Regions from separate parts of the Mus musculus genome. Here all the other regions are linked to region 4. The links are chromatin loops, found by intact Hi-C in ENCODE. Cell type or tissue: gastrocnemius. All regions are shown on one strand. Region 1 has its middle 26 kb from the start of Gm29185. Region 2 has its middle 35 kb from the start of 1700027A15Rik. Region 3 holds the start of Gm31344 (predicted gene, 31344). Region 4 has its middle 3.2 kb from the start of Igfbp5. Region 5 overlaps Gm31047 (a long non-coding RNA gene).

Region 1 (5,000 bases), 240 kb before region 4:
ATGTCTGACTATCTCTCTATGTCTGCCTTACTGTCCGTCTGCTTGGGGCAGAGGTGGGCTCATCTGATTCTCAGCCCTCCCTGGTTTTGCAGAGGATGCTTAGGAGATGATCCTACTCCCTCCTTCCTGCTACATACTTGATAAGATACTTGATAGACAGATGAGAGCCTAGCACTGTGTCTAACTTGCATGCATATTACTGTGCCCTGCCTGCAATGTAACTGTGTGCTATAGACTGAGAGTAAAGTGAGCTTCTGCATTTCTTTCAGTCTGGCTCGGACCCACGAGCCTTAACATCAGATTTGGTGATCCCAAACTCAGACTGACGGAGCATACTTCAATAAGCCCAGAGGACCAGCTTGTCTCTAAAATTGGAGCCAAATGCTATTTCTTTAGTCAAAACACTTAAAGTAACCGGTCTGCAGAATGTTCGTCTTTTTAGGAATCTTCAAGAATAATCCTGATGACACATTGTCAAGCCTTGACTGGCTTGGCCTACATAGCTCTCTGTCACCACCTGTCCCTTGGCTAGCTAGATTCCCAAATCACTACAGATCCACTTATTTGGTGAAAACATAAATTATCTAGGCAATCCAAAGTGAGTTCTCCTTATGTGTCAACCACCTAGAGATACAGACAATGGAAGCCAAGGCCCAGAAGGGTGGCTATCAGCTACCAAATGGTTTCTACTTAGTGTGGCTAGAGGAAAGGAAGAGGAGAACCTCAAGTTTTATTGGAATGAAGGAGATTAGAGTATGGGACTATGGATCTGAAGAGAATGGAGTCCTGCCAAGAGAGTATTGCAGCCAGTGAACTTGGCCTTCAAAGTTTTGCTCTTATCATTACTGATTCAAGACCAGCTATGAACGATGAGATCTCGCCAACACCAGTATAGACAGCATATGGAAAACTGCCTTTCTCTGAGGGTTATACACATACAAAGGCAAGAAAAAGATCTTTGACCTGTTTCCCTTAGACAAATTCAAAAGATAAAATGAATTCTTATTCCCTAGCCCAGGGACATGGAGCTAAGAGGCAAGAGATTTGTAGATCAGGCTGTGGGAATGTTCAGGTACTTTCGCCGGGGCACACATTCAGGTATTGAACACTATAAGGGGTCAGAAAAGTTTACAGTGTCAATTTCAAGTCACAGAACTTACTTCCATATTGTGACAGACCAGCCATCTCCACTCTCCATCCAGTTTTCTCCCTCCATGCCCCCTTAGCCTGGTCCCTGTGTTTCATGGATTTCTTTGCTCCCAATATCTCCAAATTGTTCTGGATTATATTGGCTGCACATTGGTTTGACGCAGCTTCAAGCTGCCCACTGCGTTTTCCATGGTCCTTCCAGGTTTCATCTCTGGTTTTCAGCTGTTGGTCTTGGCTGGGGTGAGGCACTTCCTGACTTTTTTCCCCTTGCACTCCCTCTACAGTTTTCAAATCTCCTCTTTCTCATCTTCATCTCTGTCCGTATGAACAGTGCAGTCTTCAACGATTCACCTAGGGTAAGGATGTGAGTCAGCACCCATGAGGGAAGCTGAATTCCTCCCTACTGGCAACTGAGCAGATTGGCCAGGAGGCATAAGAGAAAGAATGGATGTATCTTTCTAATTGTTAGAGACTAAGCCTTAGGACAAGTGACAGTCAGGAAAGAGAAACTTAACAGGGCAAAAGGGAGGGCAGATACAGACAAAAGATGAAGTAGGATTTATGACTGTGTAGATAGAGGAAGCAAAGTATGACCAAATCACACTTGAAATTTGAACCTTCTCTTGCCCACTTTAGATCTGAATTGTGGATCCCACCTTGAAGCCCTTTGGAAAGTCTTGAGAGCTCTCTACACCTGAGTTATACAGAGAAAGGGCTTAAAGCTTACAGGAGGTCAGCCCATGGGAAGAGCTAAAGAGAGACTTCAAGGCCATCCACCTTCCCATTTGGCACAGCGCCTCCTTGGAAGCTTCCCCATGGCAGTGGTACTGTGAACTTAAGGAAGCAAAAACTTAGGTCTGGCAAAAATGCACACACTCATGCAATAATAAGAATAAATACCTTATTATTCTCATTCAAAGTTAAAAAGAAAGACATATTGTTTCTCTTTGCCTCCTAGTCTTCCCTGAGGAAAAGTATATTTTAAAACTACCTTGGGTTAAATATGCTCTCTGTTCCCAAATTTATATCCACTTAGAACTTATGAAAGTGACGTTATTGACAAATAGGGTCTTTGTAGAAGGTGCAACTAAGTCAAGATTATGTTATAATGGATTAGGTTGGGTCCTAAAGTCAACATAACTGATATCGTTATCTTTAAAAAACAAAAGTAACCTGAAGGGGCTGAGAATATCTCTCAGCAAGTAGAGCCCCATGCCAGAAGCCTTGTTTTCAATCCCCAGCAACACGGAAATCGGGAGTTACTGAGAGAATGGCCTGTAATTCCAGTGCTTGGCAGGTCGAGAAAGGAAGATCAGAAGTTTAAGGCCATCCTTGTCTATATAGTAAGTTTAGAGGCAGCCTGGGCTACATGAAAGTGTTTTACACACACACACACACACACACACACACACACACACACACACATACATAGTAAAGAATGGAGAGATGGGGGAGGAGAAATGAAAGGGGAGTTTAAGCAAAATAAACAGATACACAAGAGGAAAGGTCAAGGGGAAAGGTCATGGAAGACCGAAATGATGTAGCTCTGAGCCAGGGAACACCAAGGATGCCAGCAACCATAACGAGCCTGGAGAAATGAGGAGGAGGAGCTCCTGACCTTTTGCCTTCGGAGGGAGCACCATGGCCCTGCTGACACCTTGACTTCAGACTGGGAGACTCCAGAACCATGAGAAAGCTGTAGAGTGGGCCACGTGATCTGGGAGGCTTTGTCGTGGCAACCCTAGAGAACTCAGCGGGTGACAAGAATCCTCTCAGTGGGCCACACTGGCACAGGGCTGATGAGGCTTCTCCAGACCTTGTCAGAAGATTGCTTTCTGACTGGGCCAGGATCAGGGTCCCTGAAGCCATGAAGCCACCATTTTGTTCTGCCGACTTCCTGATGGCCTGTCCCCTGCCTCTTGCCTTTTGTTAGGCATGTTCTTGGGGACTGCCTGACTGTGCGTCTGTTGCCTTTTAGCGCTGGATTTTATTTCGGTTTCTCATAAATATAGAAGTGCATTGGAGAGGAGCCTGCCTTGGCAGGCAGGCCTTTGGCAGTCCTGACAGCTTTGCATATCTCTCAAGTGAGTTATGAGTGGGGACTGGGGTTTCAGCCACCACTCCCTTGAGTCCTGTGGTCCCCCCCCCCTCCCGCCACCCAAAGAAAGCGACCTTTCTTCAACACAAGGCCTGAGGAGAAAGAGGAGGCTACAATATAACCCCTAAGTTCCCCCACTCCTCATAAAACTCTTCTTAAATGACAAAGAGAGTTCGAATGTTTGTTTATAAGAATTTTTTTTCTGGAAAAGAAAATCCTCAGCATAGCCTGATCCAGGGCTACTGGTTCATGGCTAAAAGAAAATGATCCTTACAAGGAAGCTGGAGAGATTGTACAAGTGTCAGAGCCTGTGAGCTCCAGATGGGTCCTCGAGCCAGCAGAATGTGCCCAGCCCACTGAGAAGTACAACTGGCCTTGATCTGACAGTGCAGTACTTTTCTTCCCCTGAGGTGACCTTGATATTCTCACTTTCCTAAATGAAATACGTGCTGATTCTATGAGCAGTGATCACCATTTCTCTGTTCTAGGCCCAGACACCTAGAACAACATGGCTGGAAAGAACCTGGGGACCCCTGGGGCCTGTGTTCTCCAAACCAGGGTGTGTATACCGCAGGCGTTGAGTAAGACTATCTACTGGGGTGTGGGAAGAAAATATTGAACCTTCTAGTTGTGTTTATTTTGTTTGAAAAAATTATGAAGAATTTTACCAACAGTCAAGACCCACAGGCAGCAGTAAATCTATACCACTTGTCAACATGGATATATTTGGATGTGAGTCTCTTAAAATTATTTGTGGTTGTAAAGCTTAATTAGGGAAAAAAATGCAGCCTATCATTCTCGAGGTTTTTAAAGTATGTGTTGGAGGGTGTGGAAGAGAAGGGCTTGAGTAAGTGGGGAGTCTATTCATCTCCCTCTGAGCCTTATCAAGCAACTCAATCCTGTTTTTGTATCTCTGATCCCTGAATGTAGGTGTTTTTGTGATAAAGCATATGTCACACACACACACACACACACACTGAACAAAATGACTAACCTATTTCAGTTGGGAGAGCTAAGAACCAGAAGAAAAGTGATTGCCCAGAGCCATGCAAGTCATTAGGGCCAGCGCCAAGGCTGCGACTCCCTCTCCAGTCCAAGTGCACTGTGTTTAAGATGGGACCATGTGTGCTCCAGAGCACGTTCTCTGTCTGGGTGACCTTACATAACCAGGCAGAACCAGAAGAGGGCTGGGCAAGATGGAATCTCCTCCTCCAGTAGCGATCAGCAACAGCAGAACGGGGCCAGACTGAACCTTGCTCCCTGCCCAGGATGCTTGTGTGAGTGGAGCCAGGGCTGGAACCCTCTGCCCCTGGCTGGATGCTCACATCACATGCTAACTTGCCTGTCCTTTCAGTGTGTCCCAAGGACTTCATCCACAGTGCACTCCTGAGAGGCCCTTCACCCTGATTTGAAATGGGGTTTGCTCCCATCTGGGTCTCCAGAGGTCACAGGGAGCAGTCTGCTTCATGAGCAGAACATACTGTCCTTGGAACTGCCCATTCATTCTCTGCCCACCACACTTGTTGCTACCAGCGCACAGGGTCCAGGGGCTTCCTTCTCTGTTTGATTTTAACTAGTGTGAGGAATATTGCTCTATGTAAGCCTGAAAGAATGGGGTTAAGGGATTGGCTACCATCCTTGATGAAAGTGTTTTGCATATTTATGAAACAACATGAAGAGGACATGAGGGTAGCTAGGTAGTACCTCTGCTGCTCACCAAGGGGGTCCTGTGAGAATCGAGAGTCAACAGAGA
Region 2 (5,000 bases), 170 kb before region 4:
AAAAGCCCAAATATATCTAGCTACAAAGCTAGTTTTCCATTATGCCAAAATATCTGTGTTGGTTTTTCCATCACTAAACGACCAATTGCAGACAAAAATAAAGCTGACTTTTAAATAGTACATATTTGTATCTCACAGATTAGCTGAGGCCTCTGTTCAGGGTCTCAGAAGCTATAAGTAAGATATTTTCTTTCATGTAGTATCAAAAGGCCAGGAGAGGGTAAACCCTCTCTGGGTCTTCTAATTGGTTCTTGGTCCTTCAGAGTTGGATATTTTCTCTGGAAGCATAGCCCTCTTATATGACTGGGGATCGTGTAGATCCATTGTCCTCAAAATCAACTAATTCAGATCACATTGTATCTGACATATTCTATTTCCTAGAAGCAACCCTGGACCCAGTGCATGCTCAGTGGGGAATATCCCACAGGTCCTAAACACTAGGCCAGGATCATGCAACGGCCTTACAGCTCTGCCTTCATGCTGCTTGCCTGAGTTGTGGCTTCAGGCTAAGAGCAGGAGTGGTGGGTCTAGCCTGCCCTGTCTGTTTCCTATGGAATTATAGGTAGTATTGCATCCTAGTCTACCTCTAGTATTGGAAAGAAGGGAGCATTCTAGCATTAAATATGGAAGAAGAGAGGTTTTCAACTCTGGACAGGCACTATAATTCCAAGGAAGATTCTACAACATAAAAATGCTTTCCCCAAGATTCTGGGTTAATTGATATGGGGTGTGATCTGAGCATCTTTGTGTGTGTGCGCGTGCGCGCGAGCGCGAGCACGTGCGTGCGTGCTTGCCCCAGGGGCTTGTGAAAGACAATGTTATGATACAAAAGAAAACCTTCAAACGTTTAGAAGAAGAGAAGAGACAGTATAGGCTTCTGGTTTGCAGTCTGGCGTATAAAATAAACGTTCCCATCCTCACAAGAAGAAAAGAACAAACTAAACATCAACACTTACCACCACACAGCACATCGAGGGAGGAGGAAGACCAACAGAGACCCGCGGACTGCCATGCCACCCACAGACCTTCCCTTGGGCACATGGGCCATGGTCACCCACTTGTTGACTTGTCGTGCAGTACAGATGGAGGATGCCACCCAGGGGCCCACCAGCTACAAGGCCAACCTGCAGCAGGAACCGCCGCAATGTGCTAGTATGTGGGATCAGATGGGAGAGGAGTGGAACAGCTTGTAAATCATGAAGAGACATGGAACTGGAGGAGTAGCCTATTTTGCGTGGCCAGCGCACCACACGGGGCCATGGTGAGGACGTAACCGAAGCTGCCCCTGAGGGTCATGTCTGGGTCCTTAGCTACACAGCAGCAGGGGTCAGTGTCGATAACCATGGCTCATTTTACCACTAGAGGACATGGAGAAGCCCTTTGTGGACAGCTGCCAGAAACACTCGGATATCTAGTGGCTGTACATATCTGGCCCCGCCCCTCCCTAGCTGGGGAGGATGCCCCATCTCTCACCTCTCACCTGGGCCCTGCACCTCAGGCTGCACAGTGGAGCTGGCCCACCGCGGAAGCCTTGAGTGTGGGAGAATTAATTGACTCTGTCTCCTGCCAATGAGGGCATTGGGTGGTCTAGCTGGAGCAGTGCTAGAGAGCTTGCCCTGGTAGTGCAGATAAGGGATTGCCAGCAGGATGGTGAACTGGTTGCCACTGAGGCCCAAATCCAGGGCTCTGACTTGGCGCATCGCAAAATCGATATCCTCTGTGAATGGTTGGGACATGTGAAAGAGCCAGTCCTGTTGATCCAAAGCTGCAGGATCTCCATGACACTGGGCAGCGATGGGACGACCAGTAGGAATCCTGGTAAAGATTCAATACTGATGGTGTCACAAGCCAGAGATCTGGAACCAGACCAATGACTCATTGCAATAAGCATTTGCAAGTGAAGGTGTGTGGACAGAGAGACATACTATGGGGCACACTGTGACACTGTAGCTTCCACAACAGGATGATTTCTATGCTGTGTGTGAGTGTGTATGAGTGTGTGTGTGTGTGTGTGTGTGTGTGTGTGTGTGTGTGTGTGTGTTATTTTGGGGGTGGGATGCTGCAAGGGTGAATGGTGGATATGAGGGGACAGGTTGATGGGGGAGGGGAAACTTAATATGAAATTCATAAGGAGTCAATTAAAAGTTTTTAAAAATGATACCCTTTATTGTAGAGATTATTCGAGTCTTCGTACTCCTTTTGAAGCTAAAATTGTTACCAGGAATCTGTACCAGCTAGACTCAATGCCTTTCATGTGCCTCTACATTAGTCTGCAAGCCACCCTTGCCTTTGGGGCTGAGGAAGATTTCTTGTGCTTGTTGGTATTTTTTTTTATATATTATGAATTAAATTTGTTCTTTCACAATTTCAAAACAGAAGAAGAAAAGAAAAAAAAACTTAACAATAGGTCTTCCGTGTGATCCCGCCATACCAACTCAACACAGCATGGCTGTACAGCAGTGTTTACTGAAGCACGTTCACAGTAGTTACAATGTGAAACTAACATGCGGTGCGTCTTGTCAGATTACGTCCTCAACGTCCCTCTCTAGATTTGGGTACCTGGGCATCAGATCTCCCAGCCTCCATAACTGTGAGCTAATAGTGAGCCAATACATTTTCGCATTTTATAAATTACCCACTCCCTGCCACAGTGGCTCAAAATAGACCAATACAGGAAAACATTATTCTAATTTGGAATGTAAGTTAAACAAACTTATCTAAAAATTGAAACTTACAGAGCTAGAAGAGCAAGATCACACTTCCATTTAAAACTTATGATGGCACCACATGGAATATTTCTCAGCATCGGCCCAGGGAGCCGTCTGCTTACTTTTTTGTTTTGTTTTGTAACTTTTCAGTTTTATGGCTACTGAAAGGAATTTTTTGGAAGGAATCTCTGAAGGAAACTTGGCAGGGAGCCAGATCATCTCCAGCATCTGCCATTCCTGTGCGTGAAGAGAGGCAGGTATTTCAGAAACAAAACCGGATCATGAACCTGAAGCCATCCTAAACAGACAGGAACTCAAGACCAACCAGTAAGGAGAGAAAAGATGCAACTCAGGCCTAAAGGCTCTTCAAGTACCAGAAGCAACGGACCTGCAAAAGTAAGTCCCAGAGAAAAATAAGTTATTACACCAAAAGGAAAAAGAAGTACAGGTTTAGGATGAATCAGAAAGGCTAGGTGAACTGTTTCCAGACTTCTAATCCATTCCTCAATACACTGCCAGATGGCTTCTACTCTCTTTGCACCTCCATTGTCTTTCTAACATCCGCTCTACATTCTCTTGTGACCTCATCACTTCAAAATACAAAGAACATGTCTCAGTGTTTCCAACATACATTTTTTGACAACATTTGACTCTAATCTCATTAAAATGGTAATAAATTCATACAAATAAGTGTGTAGACCTTGAAATGGAAGACTATGGTACATCACAAATTCTGAGGTTCCTGCACTTCCCTGATGGCCCACTAGTCTCTCTTTGTTTCTTATTTTCTCAGTCTATTAAATAGGAGCATGTGTCTCTCTTAAAGTGTGGGTGAAAGGTAATCATATATTCTACCTGAGATATGACCAAAGGAGACACACAGATTAGTTTTGATTGGTTGATTGGTTTTGGTTTTGGTTTATTTTGTTTTGTTTTCTATCAATGTAACACAAACTAAAGTTATCTGGGAAGAGGGATCCTCAATTAAGAAAATGTCTCCATCATATTTGCCTATAGGCATGTCTTTGGGGGCATTTTCCTGATTAATGATTGATTTGGGACATCCCAGCCCACTGTGGGTGGCACTACCCCTAGGTCAGGTAGTCCTGAGTTGTATAAAAACGCAAGCTGAGCAAAGCCATGCAGAGCAAGCCAAAAAGCAGCATCCCGCCCTTAACTATGCTTCAGTTTCTGCCTCCAGGTTCCTAACTTGAGTTTCTGCTTCAGATTCCTTCAATGATAAGCTTGGCTAGCTGCTTTTGGTTACACACTTTTCAGGGCAATATAAATCACACCAGGACGGAAGTCAGTAGAATACTGGTGACAGTCTTATTGACTTTTCCAGTCAACTGAAAACTACAGAAAAGTATGTAAGCATTGTCACTAAAGTTGGCCCAGTTGACTACAGGTAGAGCATTCATTATTGAAGTAGATCTGTTTTCCTCGCCGCAAGGCAAACCCACCTAAGTGTAAGACTTTAATGAAGTAATGCATGGTAGGTATTAGAGAACAAAATACACTTACAATAAAAGTGTGTTACATGGCATTTGAAAAAAATCTTATAATTTTTCGACAACTTCTATTAATAGATTACTATTCCACAATGCTGAAAACTAAACTTCCTAGCTGGGTTTGATGGTGTACACCTATAATTCTAGCACTTGGAAGGTGGACGCAAAAGAATGGGGTGCTCACGGTCTTCCTCTGTTTAGTGTAGCAGTTCTGAACCCAAAGGTCGTGACCACTTTGGAGTCAAACTACCCTTCACATGGGTCGCATAGCAGATACCTTGAATATCAGACATTTGCATCATGATTCATAACAATAGCAAAATTACAGTTATGAAGTACCAACGGAAATAATTTTATGGATGGGGGGTTTACCACACGTAAGGAACTGTATTAAAGGACCACAACATTGGGAAGGTTGAGAACCATTGAGTTAATGAATTCAAGAAGACACTGTCTCCAAAAAAAAGTTCAGAATTCTTCCCTGTCTCTCTCATACTGTCATTCTATAGAATTGTGCATCAAATACCAGTGATGCCAGAGTACAGTGGTGAAGGCTAGGGTAAGCCCTTGACTCCTATTAACACCTCTGAGACAGACTGATACTTGCTTTGAGCAAATCACCCTCTGCTCCGCCTCCTTCCCATCTGTAAAATGGAACTGTTGAATTTCTAACTTTGGCCAGATTCCAAACTCTCAAAGTAACAATGCGTTTGGAAATGCTTGTCTCCGGTCATGCCTTCTGAGACCACCTCCCCTCTTACTGGGGTCTTTATCTCACTGA
Region 3 (5,000 bases), 480 kb before region 4:
ACAACTAAGTTCCCCCACTTTCTCTGAAAGTTCTCCTAAGCTGTCCCCCACCACTCTCGAACACGGTTCCCTAACAGTGTATTGTGCTTTTGTTCCCATATGTCGCCCCTGGGGCCTTTTTACTCCTTAATAAGTGCATGTTTATGTGATGCTAAAATCTAAGAATCTCTCTCTGAGGGACACACATGTTTAGGTATGACGGTCACATACCTGGAGGCTGTGTGCCCACAGACCTACACATACGTTGCCCGTGTTAAAGTGTAAAATAGAAACACAATTTCTTCTTCTATGCCTTGCTTTTCCAGCACTCTTGCCTCCAAGACAAAAGCTTTGCAACACTCCTCTTGCTCACACCAGCTTCTCCCCGCCCCTCCCCACCCCCACCCCCTTCCAGTAACTTCTTTACACAGGGAAAGGGGGGGAGGTATATGGATCTTCTTGAAGAATTTCTCTGTGAGGCTGAGTACAGAGACCCAGCCTCCAGGCTAAACTTGGCTGTGCCTTTTAGTTACCAAGGACATAAATCCTCCCTTCAGTCCTCTCTCAGGGATTATTTAAATTGGTCAGATTGAGAATCCATCTATTTCTTTAAAGCTCAGCCCAGGAGTTGCTCTTAACACAAAGCAAGAGTTTAAGGCATTAAGCATGTACCTGCAAGCATTTCTCAGTCCTTCATTTCCTCCCCCAGGGAGTGCTTTCCAGTGGGTGGGGTAATGGGAAGGGAGCCCAGAGCAAGTAAGCTGATTTATCTGGGAAAGCTCTCCTCTCCATCTCTGCCACTTTAATAACACTCAGCTGGGGGAGGGATTTGGTGTCCTTCAAGAGCTGGCCCGTTAAAACAATCCAGGAGTGTGTCACCCGAAGCTCAGACCCTGCACCTCGTCTTCAAACTGATGTCACCTCATAAATCCACAGGCACAGCCTGGACCCATCAGCGCACTGCTTTTTCTGGAGATTCATTATTTGTTCAGACAGGGGTCAGGTCGAGGGTTTTTGAAAGATTCCTTTAGTATTCGCCCTTCCCCCCCCCTCTTCTTAGCTGAAAATGGAATCTGCTGTGTGGCTGGGCTGGGGAAAAGCATGCTGTAGGAAAAAGCCCAGCCAGCCATTTAAGACAGGCGTCATTTGATCCACTGTACCCAAAGAAAAGCAGAGAGACTGTAATCAGGGAAGAGACGGGCCCTTGCTTTGGCCTTTGCCCTTGCTGCTTTAAAATTATGGGAATTTTGTCTGTCCCAAAGGCTGCCTGCAGTTATCTGCAAATATGAAACATGGAGAAAGTTGCAGGTTAAAGGAAGCTAGCTGACAGGGACAGTCAGGAGATGTCTGCTGTCTAAGTGGGACAGAGAGGCTGTTGAAGGTCTCACTGACCACACAGACCAGACCACGGTTTCTTTCCAGGAAGTGTTAGGGTTAGCACATCAGCCCCCTGGATGTCTGTCCTTCTGGGGAAATACCTTGAAGATACTTACAGAGAGCAGTCAGCTAACACAAAGGAGAGACGAGATGGAAGGCAGTTGTCGCATACTTGAGGGTTTCCAGAATGAAGAGTGCAGTGTGAATGGGGTTTTTTTGCTTGATTAAATGGAGCTGCTCAGAAAAACACTTAAGTCTCATTCTCGTGTATATAAAGCTGACTATGAGCAGTGGATTGTGGGTATTTAAAAACTCTCCAAGAGAAGTAGAAAAATCCTGCTTCTTTTACTCACCAGCTACTGAGCACCGAGTTCTGTGGTCGAAAAGCCCCACAGCCTCCATTTCAAGTAGGAAAGGAAGTTGCTGAGTGTGGAGCGGGAAGGGGTTGTTGTGAAAAGTGGGTCCTTCTGAGCTGGTGTGAGCTGGCCCCAGCTTGTTCCCGCTCATAATAAACACACCGAAAGGGTTACTGAAGATTCATATTAGTTCTTGTGCTCCAAGATGCTGCAGGCAAAGCTATGCAGAGCAGGAGCCCAGGGCCAAGGGCAAATCTTTCTCACCATCTATGCTGCTTTATACACATGTATATAAAAGGTTGCAATAAAAAACTTGAAATATGGAACTGTAAAATAAAAAATTTATAAGAATTAGTATTCTAAATCTCTATTTTTTTTCCTCAAAAACTTCTCATCTTTGATAATGGTTCAAAACTAGACTGAATTATCACATTATAACTACTGGGTGGTTTCCTTTGTGAAGCACTGGAAAGCGAGAACCCAGGTCTCCTTCCAGGTACAGGGCTTGATTGACAGACCTACAGGGATCATGGAGAGTTCTGGAATGCAGTTCTTTTCTTAGCTCTTGGCTCCCCTGCATGCCACAAATAAACACAGATCACTGATGGTGGTTTCAGAGAAATCCTACTGCAAGTGCTGGCACAGCAGGCTGGGGCCACCACAGACCTTATCTTCTAGGGTGGGGCAGGGAATAAGGCTCCACACTGAGGTAGGAGAGTGGTGGGGGTGGAGTCCCTGAAAACCACTTACAGCATCTTCCTGGCTTGGCAGCCAGCCTGGAAGCCCAAGGTCTTCTGGGAAAAAGCCAAGAAGAGAGGACCAAGGGTGAGTATGGGGGTGGGGGAGTTAGAGAAGGGGACTGGTTTTCACTAGCTGGGCGTCTACATGTGCCCAACTGATAGCTTTTGCCAGAATATTCTTCTGCATAGAGAGAACAGGAAAATAGAGTCAGGAGCACTGGACACATTCAGTTGCCTTTCAACCTCCAGACACCCAGAAGGCAGACTTTCTGCAAAGTTCTCAGTTAGTGAAACTGAAGTCCAGAGAGGCAAAGGCAGGCCTTGCCCCACACAAATACTCATCACCAAAGGTGTGGGCTGATTCTACCACTTTCTGTAAGCTATACTCTGACTTTGACCTTATGCTTCTTTTTAGCATCTCTAAGTCCAATTTTCTGGGTCAATCAGACAATCCAGTTCAATATCCCTGATCTTCTACAGCTTTATTCTTTATCTTGTAAAACAGACCCCTGAGTTGGAGGCATGGCTGACATGGCCCGTGGCAGAGGCAGGTTATAATTCAAAGTCAAGGTACTTCTCTGCAAGCAGAACCCAGGAAGCTGAGTTACCTGGGCACAGTCAGGAACCAGTGCAATTTTCCTGCCAGGAGATTGCTAATACTACTATTGGTTTCTTCGACTTCTGGATCGAGATTCCAGTGGGCTGGGTGAAATCCAAGGTGTGTCCCAGCAGAGAGCCAGTGCTGTTCAGCTGTTGGACCATAAATCTGAAACTGTGCTGCCCTCCAGGCCCTCCCTGTATGAACAGGAAACGCAACACAGATTCTTCACACGGACACTCAGACGAGCAGTCTCTAGACTCTACAACCCTGCCTCAGTGTGAAGAGAGCCATGGGGACCGCCTGTCTCCACCCGTCCTGCTTTTGAATTGAGCTCCTTCTCCCTGCCATTTGGCTTTTCTTTCTGAAACAGAGAGACACCGAAGCTCCCAACCATGCTTTAAAATTAGTTGAGGTTTCCTTTTTGTTCTTGCTTGACAGATTTAGTTTTGTTATTTGCAAATGGGGATATATGTTCATAGACTCTTCTTGAAATAAGGGTGATAACTCAAAATAATATCACACACTTAGTGTGCTGGGCAATGTATGGAAGTTCTAGATGAAGATTAAACTTTTGATCCTTGTGACTCCATGAATTATGAATTACCTTCATTTTCATATGGGTAAAATGACGTTCAGAGAATTAAGTTAAAATCCACTTAGGCTTTCAAAAGCAAACAGCCTGGGGAGGCTGAGGCAGGAGGACCACTGGAATACATGAGTCCAGTATCAGCCCCACCAACAGTGAAACCCTGACTCAAAAATGGTCAATACTCAAATGTAATGTCTAGTTCTAAGATGGCACACTTCACAACTATATTGCTGTGGATCTCAAAATATGTTTATATGCATGAAAAATGATGACAAACCATATAAAAACAGCCAGCCTGGAAGCCAAACATGATCTGATACCAATTTATAAGGGTCAACCTAAAATACCCAATCCAGATTCCCAGAGTGTAGTAACTAAACTTGATTATCCTTATGCTTTAGTACAGTGATTCTCATCCTGTCGGCCATGACCCCTGAATATCAGATATCTGGCATGTCAAGAACTTAAATTATGATTCATAACACTAGCAAAATAACAGTTTTGAAGTAGCAACAAAATAATTTCATGGTTAGAGGTCACTACAACATGAACTGTTTTAAAGGGTCACAGCATTAGGAAGGTTGAAATCACTGCTTTAGGGCCATCTGAAGAACAACGTGTCAGATCAGTAAGTGTTTTGTGGCACGTAAGAACAGGATTCAAAATTGACCATATAATTGGTCACTAAAGAGGCCTCAACAGATACAAGAAGATTAAAATAATCCCATGCTTCCTATCAGATCACCATGGACTAAGGCTGGTCTTCAATAACAACAAAAACAATGGAAAGCCCACATGAAAGCTGAACAATGTTCTACTCAATGATAACTTGGTCAAGGAAGAAAGGAAGAAAGAAAGAAAGAAAGAAAGAGATAAAGAGAGAGAGAAAGAGAGAGAAAGAGAGAAAGAAATTAAAGACTTTTTAGAGTTTAATGAAAATGAAGGCACAGCATACCAAAACTTATGGGATACAATGAAAGCAGTGCTAAGAGGAAAACTCATAGCTCTGAGTGCCACCAAAAAGAAACTGGAGAGAGCAGCTTGACAGTGCACTTGAAAGATCTAGAACCAAAAGAAGCAAATATACCCAAGAGGAGTAGACGGCAGGAAATAGTCAAACTCAGGGATGAAATCAACCAAGAAGAAACAAAAAGAACTATACAAAGAGTCAACAAAACCAGGAGCTGGTTCTTTGAGAAAATCAACAAGATAGATAAAACCTTAGCTAGACTAACCAGAGGGCAGAGACACAGTATCCAAATTAACAAAATCAGAAAAGAAAAGGGAGACATAAGAACAAAAACTGAGGAAATTCAAAAAATCATCAGATCCTACTACAAAAGCCTATACTCCACAAA
Region 4 (5,000 bases):
CTGAAGGAATTTCCCTGTAGGAATTTTGACTATACCCAAATTTCACTTTGCAAACTGGCTTTAAAACTAATCACGGTGAAACCAGGTCGTGGGAGTGTACACCTTTGATTGCAGCACTTAGGAGCCGGAGGCAGGTAGATCTCTGAATTCAAGGGCACCCTGGTCTATGGAGAGAGTTTCGGGACAGCCAGGGCTATACAGAGAAACCCTGTCTGGAAAAACAAAACAATGCCGGACGTGGTGGTGCACGCCTTTAATCCCAGCACTCGGGAGGCAGAGACAGGCGGATTTCTGAGCCTGGTCTACAGAGTGAGTTCCAGGACAGCCAGGGCTACACAAAGAAACCCTGTCTCGAAAAACAAAACAACAACAACAACAAAAACCTAACCACTGTGTAAGGCAGGACTCCAGTACTGGTTAGGGAGTAACCGAAGGATTAAATAATGGATCAGTACATCAACATGTGTACTCAAAAACTTTACACTGTAACAGTTAAATTGCAATCACAAATATTGATACATATTTTCCAGCAAGACCTCAGCCTAATACCAACCAACATATTAATTAGTATTGTCACTTGTTTTGTAGGGATGGGAGCGTTGGTTGACTTTATTTGCATTTTTGATGGATTTGACAGTGCTTTGACTGTAAGACTATGGTGCACTCCGAGTTAAGCGCACTGACTTTACTGTACCCATGCAGTCTTCTCTTACAGAACTGAAATGATTTCATTATGAAAAAAACCCAAAACAATATTTTCCTACAGTCTTTCCTCAGCATCAAATGAGGAAATAACACAATCTTCAGATTGTATTGTGCTAGAATGTTTGATTTTTTTTTTTTAATGGCTGAGTTGTTGACTTGAGTTTCCTTTAAAAGTTGTTAAGTGAATTTTGGTTGGGGATTAAGACGTTGCATATTTGTGCATATTTAGAGTGTATACGATTTTAAGGCTAACAATAAGAGTCAGAATTGATTTTATTTAAAGACTTATTTCTATTTTCATTACAGTGGATGGGGGTGCATATGTTTGTGATGTCTGAAGAGGCCAGAAGAGGGCGCTTGACCCCCTGGAGCTGGAGTTGTCAGACATGAGTGCTAGAAATCCAACCTAGACCCCTGTAAGAGCAGCTCGTGCTGCTAACTGCTGAGACATCTCCCCAAGCCCCAGATTTTATGTTTAAGACTCCAAAATCTGTTATCTTGTAACCATTTTCTAATAACTAAAAGGAAGGCAGCCTGAGGAAGGTCTTCTCCTGCTTCACATAAATTCGCCCACACTCCCTCTCCCCGCTGAACTATGATGAAACCTGTCCTCCACAAGGCTCTGTGGTTTTTATTTGGCCTTTCCATAGTTCACGCTCATTAAACCCGTTTCAAGCAGTTAACCCTCTGTCTCTCTCCTCTTACTCCATTTCCCTACCCACTTCTCTCTCTCCTCCAGAGCCGGACCTCCCCATCCTGTCTTCGAAGTCACAACGGATCACTTTTCCTTGTTAATCTCATTTTCCAAAGTGAACGGGGCTTCTGAGCTGCCCGTTGTAGAAACAAGCCAGGTCCCGTGGTCTGAGAGACAGGGGGGCTGCAGGCCCAAACTGTCTCTGTGGAGTTCTGCTTAGCCCCCTCTCTGCCTGGATTGGCTCCAGCAACTCCTAAGCATTAATCCGTAAAACCATGGATGCATATACTGCTCACATAGGGACACAAATCACTCTGAGTCACGGCTGGCTTCTGCTCTTTTATAAAACAGTCCGCCTCGGGGGTCAATTTCAACTCCGGTTAAGTTGCCCGCTGCAGCGAGCCTCACTTATAAAACTTGAACTTTAAAGCAGCACGTGGTTTGACGCTAGAAGTCATCCTCCTTTCTATAAGAAATGTCATATAAAACCTACGAATCCACTGTGCAAAGGAACCCAGAGCTATCTGAGGAGAGAGCCTGCCTCTGCCAGAAGACTACCGGAGAGGGTGGAGCCCGTGAGCCCCTGCAACACCGTGTTATTCTTGAGAAAGTCCCGAGCCACGATGGCAAGAGGTTCTGAGCAGACAGCTATGTGTTTGGACTGCGTGAAATAGATGAATTAACATCTTAGAACTCGTAGTAAAGGGAGACGATAGTGTGCTTTTTAATGAAGACCACCACCGAGAAGTTTTAGGGCTTGTACTGATGAACGAAACGTCACCATATTCCAAGCTGGAGGAACCTGTCTTCAGGGTAAATCTTGAGGGGCTGCTAGAAGGACATTTAGTAACTCAGGCATGTGTGTTGCTAACACCAGAAAGAGTGGGCAGGCTTGACAGCATGAAAGTGAGCCCAAAGGGTGCAGGCACACAAGGATGCCCCTCTGCAAGGCTATGTCTCTCCCATGCACCTAACCCCATTGTTAAAGCTCTTCGTTCGTTCGTTCATTTGCCTCTCCTCTGCTTCTTCTTCCTCTTCCTGCATGAAAGGAGGTAGAGGCATGATTTCAGTGATGTATCTGTTCTGCCACCTAGCCTTCAGTGATGACACTACACCACAGCAGTCCTGAGCTGCTCCCTACCCTGCCTGGCTCTATCCTGCTCAACTTCTTTTACTGTAGAAGGACTTGAAGACTGGGTGCCTGTTTTTAAAAGTACCAGAGTGTAGGATCCAGATAAGACAGTGGCATTAGTCTTCCTGATGGGTCTTGGTCTCTCTGTATGCATGTATCTGGTGGGGAAAAAGTCAATGACCAGATCTTGAAAGTGGAACCAATGATGAATAAACCTCTCTTAGACAATAGTTAACTTGCTTTCCCCAACCCTGTTATCAGGAACCATCCTTGCCCTAGAAATCATTCCAAAATCTTGGAGAAACAGCTGGCTTATGGAGGTCTGGTAAGCTTCCTGAACGAAAGCCCTTTGAATGTTGTTCAGACAAACAGCACAAATCTTTCATTCTCTTGTAGTTCTTGAAGCTTGGTCCTGGTCATCACTTAATTCTTGTCAAAGCAAATAAAAGAGTGATCTCAGGGGAGACAGAGCATGGTAGATGACATTTAACTTCAAACATCACTAAGAAGATTGTGTCCAAAGGCTTATCAGAGCTCAGCTATCCACACACAGGTACGTTCCTGGCAGCAAAGCTAAGCCAGCCATTAAGGAGGTCTCTGAGAGTGCGACCAGATTTCAGTGTGTCCAGAATAAGTTAGTCATCTCAGTGAAACTCTGTTGATATTAAGTCCCCCCCCCTCCCATCTTCTGAAGAGTCCAGGGCTTTTCGAATAGAGGGCAGAGAGAATGGACTCATGGGAAGCCCTTATGCCCCAACACCCAGCACGCTTGTCACTGAACATCACATATAGACTGTTGAGCATAAAATTCACCTCTCCAGTCACTGATAAAAATCGCTACAGACGATCCCAGGGTTCAAAGGAGGTTTCGTGTGTGCTCTCAAGAGCCTACCCTGTGACCCTGAAGAGCAGTGCCCGTCTCTCGGTTCCTTCTGCTCTTTTGGAAGTGGAGCTCATCATGGTTGTTTAATATAGAAAGTCATTCACTGATCTCTCCCCATGACCCCACCATCACCCTTCGAGGACCAATTTCCCACTCTCTCACTTCTCTTCTCCCTGCCCACCTCTCTTCTCTATGAGCCCTCTCCTTCTCTTACTGGTCCTTACACACTGTACTTAGCCACAAGAAGTCAGCTAGAACAAAATTTACTTCTAGAGGCTATATTTTGAGAGTACTGGGCAACTCTTGAGAAACCGGACAGAAGAACCACCCTAGATTTCTCGTTTCAAATGCTACACCAGGGTGAGCTGAGCCCATCCCCACACCATGCCCCTTTCTAACACTCTTCCCTCCTGAAGTTAACTTAAATAAGAAAATAACACTTGATCTCTTCCCCTTCTAAAATAATGCAACCCAGTTTCTAATGTTAAGTTGCTCCCTGCTTTCCCAAGCCCTCCAACAGCAGAGACAGGCTCTTGGAACCAACCAACCCTCCTGCCTTTTTGGGGGGTGTGGGGGTACATTGGTGCACACAGCTCTTCTTCCCTCTGCTAGCCACCAACACAATAAAACTGCCCTGGCAATGGGTGTAAAAGGACACCTTTAAGATTTGGTCCTGTCTTAAAATGTGCCTATTGGCAGAGAACCGAGAATCTGGATCAGAATCTGGGAGTGTGAACAGCGCCCGGGGAGATGCTCCCAAATGGAGCCAGCAAGGGAAATATTTTCTCAATATTGCAGTCCTCCAGCAAGAATTCTTATCATAGATAAGGGTGCAGTCTAGTGGCAAAATTCATGAAATGCAGCCCCTTTTTCTAAAAGAACAGAGCAAGGGAAGAAGAGAGTTGGAGAAAGGGCAAAAGCCCTGCCCCCAAGAACTCCCCAGAGACCATCACTTGATCATGTCTTTTCTTACCTGTGGTGGGCAGTCTACAGACCACCTATCATGTCAAATTAATTTTTAAAACAAACAAAAAAAGCTAAAGCCATCATATTCCTTCTTTCAAAAATTAGGTTTTCTTTCATTTTCCTAAGGGAAGAATGGTCCCTAGTGCTGACTAGCGATCTGGGGCTTCCTGTGGCATGGTGAGGATTTCTCACGTGCAGGCTCCAGGATGCTACCTTGGTACATATTAACCCTTAAACAAGGTCTCCTGCAGCGAGGTACCTGCTCACTCCAGGATCTGCCTACCCCACAGAAATGCCTCATTGTCAACCCAAGAAGGTTATCACTTTATCCTACCTTCCTTCCATTTAAAAGGACATTTAAGGTGTCCATGAGGACACCAGATAAAACTGACAACCCACAGCATTTCCTCCAGGGTCTCAGTCACTACTCCCAACAAAGCTGGGGAGGGGGGTGGGGTGGAGGGCGTTATCCCTTCTTGAAAGTGCACATAGCACGCTCACACTCAGAGAGAGAGAGAGAGAGAGAGAGAGAGAGAGAGAGAGAGAGAGAGAGAGAGAGATTCCCTGGTCATCTATATAGGTGAAGGAAAATGACCACTGGCTTTAACTAAAATCAGTAC
Region 5 (5,000 bases), 73 kb before region 4:
TAAGATCTCTGGGTTCTTTCTTTTTTCTTGGCTGCATAGTATTTTATGGCAAGACTGAACTGTGGTTTATTTATCCAAGGTCCCTGTTGCTTGGGGTAGCCAAGAGTTAGAGAACAGGGCAGGGGGATGAAGGCTTTGGTGGGAAAGAACAGTAAAATGAGCAGGTACGAAGTTAGGCAAGCAGTGGGGAAGCAGGAAGTGCCTGGATTCCCAGGAGAAGTTCAAGAAACAAAGAACAGACAGACAGGCAGACAGACACCAGCTAGGGACACGTGAGAATGGAGGGGTTCTGAATACATTGTACGACATGGAGAAGAAAGAGTTGCTGAGGTGGCTCAGGGAGGCAAACCTTTGCCTCTAACCTCTCATCCCATGACTTCACAATTCCCTCCCCCCTCTCCTCTTTTTGCCAATCCACCTCTTTAAAACTGAACCCCACCTGAAAGAAAACAAACATGTTACTATTTATTCATGCAGGAAGGCCGGCTGGACACAATAAACACCAGCCTCGGCCTAATTAAGTGAAAGGACGGGGAGGTAATTCAAACCATCTCGGGAAAATATAATCTACCACTGAAGCAAATTCCCACCGTTCGGCAGTCAGGGAAAGGAGAGCAGCCTCCTTGCAGGTTCCCAAGCAGAGAGGGCTGAGAAGGGGGCAGCCAGACAAGAGGAGGTCAGTTTCTAGCCTGCAGGCTCCTCCCCACGCCCCACCCCTGTGCGGCTCACCTGAGCCCAGCACTTGCTCCTCTGAGCTCATTCACAGACTTGTCAGAGGAGCTCCCTTGCCAGCCTGGACTGTTCTGCTAATTCACCAGTGGAAAAATGGACCGGCTCAGATTCCAGGCTGGGGCAACCAGATACCCAGTGAAAATCTGGGCTTGGGGTATACATCTTTCTGCTCTAAGTCAAGGAGAGACTACAAATCAGGGATGCTCCAAATCAGACCCTCTTAAGGCTGTGCCATGGGCAGGATCAACACCTCCACTGGCTTTCCCTCAACCAAGAGACTGCAAGAGTCAGTGGCCAGTGTGAGTGCCCTAATTTGGTTTCTATTGCTGTGATAAAACAAGGACCAAAAGCAACTTGGGGAGGGAGGAGTTTATTTGGCTATTTGACATACAGGTTACAGCCCATCGTAAAGGGAAGCCAAGGCAGGAATTCAAGGCAGAAATCTGGAGACAAGCTAAAAAAGAAACCATAGAGGGGTGCTGTTCACTGGCTATTCCTCAAGGCTTGCTAAGTCTGCTCTCTTATAGCACCAGAGAATACCTGCCCAGGGGTGGCATAGCCCCCTCTCACATCAATCATTCATCAAGAAGACTCCCTACTGACTTACCTACAGGCAATCCGACAGAGATATTTTCCCAAGTTAACTCTAACTTATATCAAGTTGACAAAAATTGCCCAGGACAGCGATCTGAGGATGGTCTCTGGCTTTCACTGAGGACAGTTGACAGACAAAACCAACTAACTGTAATTTTGCACATTTCCCTCCCAACTATGGGGAGTTAGACCCCATAGACACTCAGGTTCAAGTCCCAAAAACCTCTACACTAAAAAACATGCCAAGGTAGGTCAATCTCTTTTTGCCTGGTTTTTTCCTAGTTATTAATCCCTAAAACCAGGGGAATATTCTACCCATGCAAAGCTGCTGAGTCCATGAATAGAATTAAGTAGTCCTTTCCTCTATAGAAGGCCTTTGCTACCCACCCAGCCTGCCTCGTCCCTTCTTTCATGACCCGGTATAACAGTGGGTGATTGATGGAACCTAAGCAGGCCTCCACCTGCTATGAACTGTCCCCAGAGCCAGCTGTCTCATGAGTCATTCTTCCGGGTTCTGAGGGCTTTGTGATCTGCTCGCAGCAGTGGCTGTCAATCTTCCTCCCTCAAACCCACATAGGGCCAAGGTCCCAACCGACCATCTGAAGCCTAGCTGTCCATTCTGGGAGGTTGGCACGCGGGAAGTCATGGTCTGGTCCCAAGAGCACAGCCAAAGTGCAGCCTTCACTCTTTATCCTCTCCAGGGTGAGAGAACAGCCACAGAAGGTGCTTTCATGCCATTACCATTGCTGGCTTTTCCCTCACCCTGCTCCCCATGGGGCACTGCGCCCCCTCACCCCTGCTCCCCATGGGGCACTGCGCCCCCTCACCCCTGCTCCCCATGGGGCACTTCATCCCTTCGATTGACCTGGCCTCCAGCTCTATCTTTCAGCCATTGCATCACCTCTAGGTCCAGTCTCTGGACCCTTTCCCAGGTCACCACACAGCATCTTCGCTCCTGTTCCATGAGGATGACTGTACTCAGCTGCTCTGTCCAACACAGACAGGAAAAACGGGAGATGGCCTCAGGAGCCCTCTCTGGGAACTATTTTTAGACTCCCCTATCCTAACTGAGCATCTTTGCGGTGCCATCTAAAACTCTCCATGACTCTAAAGGTGTTATCACCGGCAGTGTTTTCCAGAAGCACATTGGGCAAGAACTAAAGCCACCGTCCAGACACAGTACTGGGGCACCCTCTGAGAGCTTAAGGCTAGGCAGGGAGTGCCCATGGCTGTCTGTAGGCTCATCCTCACTTGGCATATCTTTTTCTTGGCACTGAGGATAAAGTTAAATTGTCCTTATTTCTCTAGATAGTCTTGGAATTTTTTCCCCAAGTCTTCTAAAGAAATTAACAGATACTTCACAGATTATCCAGAAGCATCCAAGGACCCTGAGATAGAGGTGATTCTGATGCCACAGACCTTATAACCACGGCCCTTCATGCTCCACCCCATTATCTTTGTGCCCTGAGGACTGGGGATGTGACTCAGTGGCAACATGGCTGTGCACCATGCACTAGGCCTGGGGTTCCATCCATAGAACTGCAGAAATAAAAAAAGAAAGTGCTTGCTTAGAGATACTCTAGACTGAGGAAGCCAGACCCATGCCATAGGTGAACACTTTCCTTTGCTGGGTTCAGTGGCACACGCTTGCAGTCTCAGTGCTTAAGGGACCATCTGTGTTTATGCAGCGAAAGTCTGTCTCAACAGCAACAAGAACAATAGCAATAATAAGCCTGGTTCGGGGGGAAATTCCTGTACAAACAGTAGTGCCAGTCACTGAGCAAAAACCTTCATCATCTGGGATAAGGAGGGTAGGGAGAGACCACAGGTCCAAGATGGAAGGAAATAGGAAAAGCCTACTGATGGCATGTAGCTACTGGTGGGAGACCTGTAAGCCCAAGGCTAGACCTTGGCCTCCTTTATCCTGACGGATGAATGCAGCTGGTGTCTAAAGCAGGCTGGTGATGAGGATAGTTCAGTTGAACTCTTTGCAGCCAGACAAGCAGGCAGGACTCTTGAGATGAAGCCTTGGCACCAAGCAGAACTCATCATTTAGGGATGGACGTGTGTGCATCAGTCTGTGACATTCTCCTTACTCACCCAACTTGTGCTCCTGTCCACATCTACTGAGGGTCTCCATACCAAAGGCTCCCATGGTGAGGAGTCCTAATCCCCAGACCCACAGCTCTCTGAAAAAAACTCTAAACACCCTCTTAAAGGATTTTTCTCAGAGCCCTCTAACCTGCAGAGCAGTCAGGCCTTCCTATGGAAGTCCCTGCTGGGAGCCAGGGAGAACATAGTTGCCCCTTAAACATTTGTAAAGTCTGAGGCACTGTGGCAGGGAGCCAAGACAGGCACTGGAAGATGGTGTTGGCCTCAGGGGAGTAACCTTTGTGCGTCCATGAGGCATTCTTCAAGAGTTCAAAACATCTGTAGAGAAAATAGAGGCAGGACTAGCAGAGTCTACAAAGATAACTTTAGTGGGAGGAGAGAAAAGGAGATATTCTGAGGCCCTACTTTCCCCGGTCAAGCATATTCTAGACAGGATGACGGCACGGGTGTGCTTGAAGCTCCTCAGAGATCATGGGCAACTTCACAACTTCTACTTAGGCCCTCCTCGGGTCCTGTACAAAGGTATATGGCCACATCTGAACTGCCAAAGGGGATGGATAATGGATGGGTAGGTAAATTAATAAGTGGGGAGTAGATAGAGAGACAATGGATAGAAGGAAGGAAGGAAGGAAGGGAGGAAGGGAGGAAGGAAGGAAGGAAGGAAGGAAGGAAGGAAGGAAGGAAGGAAGGAAGGATAAATGTGTGAGTGGATGGATGATGGATGGATAGATAGATGAATGATGGTTGGATAAATGAATGTTTGAATGGTAGCTTGATAGATGATGGATGAGTAGATAATAATAATGAGGTGGGTGGATAAATGGATGGATGACAGATGGATAAATGGTGAGTAAATGAACACACTCATGCTTACATAAAGGATAGGTGGATATATTGGTGAGTGAATAGATAGATCAATGGCTTGGTAGGTGTTGCAAGTGGATAAGTAGTTAGCTGGGTGGGTGGATGAATGGAGTACTTTCATATGTAAATGGAAGGGTGGGGAGGTAAACAGACAGGTGGGTAGGTGCTGTGAATGAGTGGATAAATAGATGACAGTGGGTGGGTGGGTGGATGGATGGATAATGGATGGATCGATCGATCGATCGATGGATGGAGAACAATCTAAGGCAGTTTCTTAAATCTACTCTTGTTACTTGCTTTGGTATGCCAGGCACTGTATACTGAAAAAATAAATCTTGCTTTCATTGTCAGGAGGGATCAAATACATCTTTTCCTCTGAGTAAATGAGAATACTCGGAACCACCAAATTTACCTTTAGGTCTCTTATTAAAACCACTTGGTCAGTTATGCCCACCACCTCCCATCCATCAGTCCATCTGTAAAGAGGAAGGGCAGGGCAGTCAAAGATACGGGGAACAACAGCAGTGGGCGGGACATGGACTAAGCAGCCTACGTGAAGAGAGATGTCTCGGACACTGTTTCTCAACTAGGAGAAACAGCGCTCAGACATAGTGCCTCCCATCACTAAGACAACAACTGAGGGTACAAAACATGGTTGCAGCAAAGCACCTCCATGGGGCGTGAGTTCCAGAGCCAGT

What was found. Peaks named below come from ENCODE experiments on the same cell type or tissue, not always from the same donor. Only the 100,000 strongest peaks of a DNase experiment are listed, where the experiment ranks them.
Region 1: a loop joins it to region 4, with 4 times the contacts of the local background. A loop is called at or near these places in 8 of 42 quality-filtered maps.
Region 2: it touches region 4 in a loop (3-fold over the local background); 4 of 42 quality-filtered maps call a loop at or near these places.
Region 3: it touches region 4 in a loop (4-fold over the local background); 7 of 42 quality-filtered maps call a loop at or near these places.
Region 5: it touches region 4 in a loop (2.8-fold over the local background); 4 of 42 quality-filtered maps call a loop at or near these places.

Annotation. Positions count from the first base shown.
Region 1 is chr1:73,111,525-73,116,524 of GRCm38, reverse strand. No RefSeq gene overlaps it. Among named protein-coding and RNA genes, the nearest start is that of Gm29185, 26 kb to the left of the region's middle. In gastrocnemius, no CTCF peak of the experiment used is centred here; a DNase peak (open chromatin) is centred at 1,944; H3K4me3 peaks cover 1,292 bases; H3K27ac peaks cover 3,945 bases.
Region 2 is chr1:73,048,518-73,053,517 of GRCm38, reverse strand. No RefSeq gene overlaps it. Among named protein-coding and RNA genes, the nearest start is that of 1700027A15Rik, 35 kb to the right of the region's middle. In gastrocnemius, no CTCF peak of the experiment used is centred here; DNase peaks (open chromatin) are centred at 1,498, 1,695 and 2,922.
Region 3 is chr1:73,359,695-73,364,694 of GRCm38, reverse strand. Gm31344 (predicted gene, 31344) reads right to left here and starts at 789. Exons shown (of 4, transcript NR_168702.1): 1 at 652-789. In gastrocnemius, no CTCF peak of the experiment used is centred here; a DNase peak (open chromatin) is centred at 2,472; H3K4me3 peaks cover 1,143 bases; H3K27ac peaks cover 3,447 bases.
Region 4 is chr1:72,875,517-72,880,516 of GRCm38, reverse strand. No RefSeq gene overlaps it. Among named protein-coding and RNA genes, the nearest start is that of Igfbp5, 3.2 kb to the right of the region's middle. In gastrocnemius, CTCF peaks have their summits at 1,048 (motif pointing right), 2,496 and 4,264; DNase peaks (open chromatin) are centred at 1,066, 1,603, 2,476 and 4,204; H3K4me3 peaks cover 1,049 bases; H3K27ac peaks cover 1,392 bases.
Region 5 is chr1:72,948,831-72,953,830 of GRCm38, reverse strand. Gm31047 (a long non-coding RNA gene) reads right to left here. Exons shown (of 5, transcript XR_001778985.2): 5 at 1,087-3,756. Among named protein-coding and RNA genes, the nearest start is that of Gm31047, 12 kb to the right of the region's middle. In gastrocnemius, no CTCF peak of the experiment used is centred here; a DNase peak (open chromatin) is centred at 2,160; H3K4me3 peaks cover 428 bases; H3K27ac peaks cover 2,617 bases.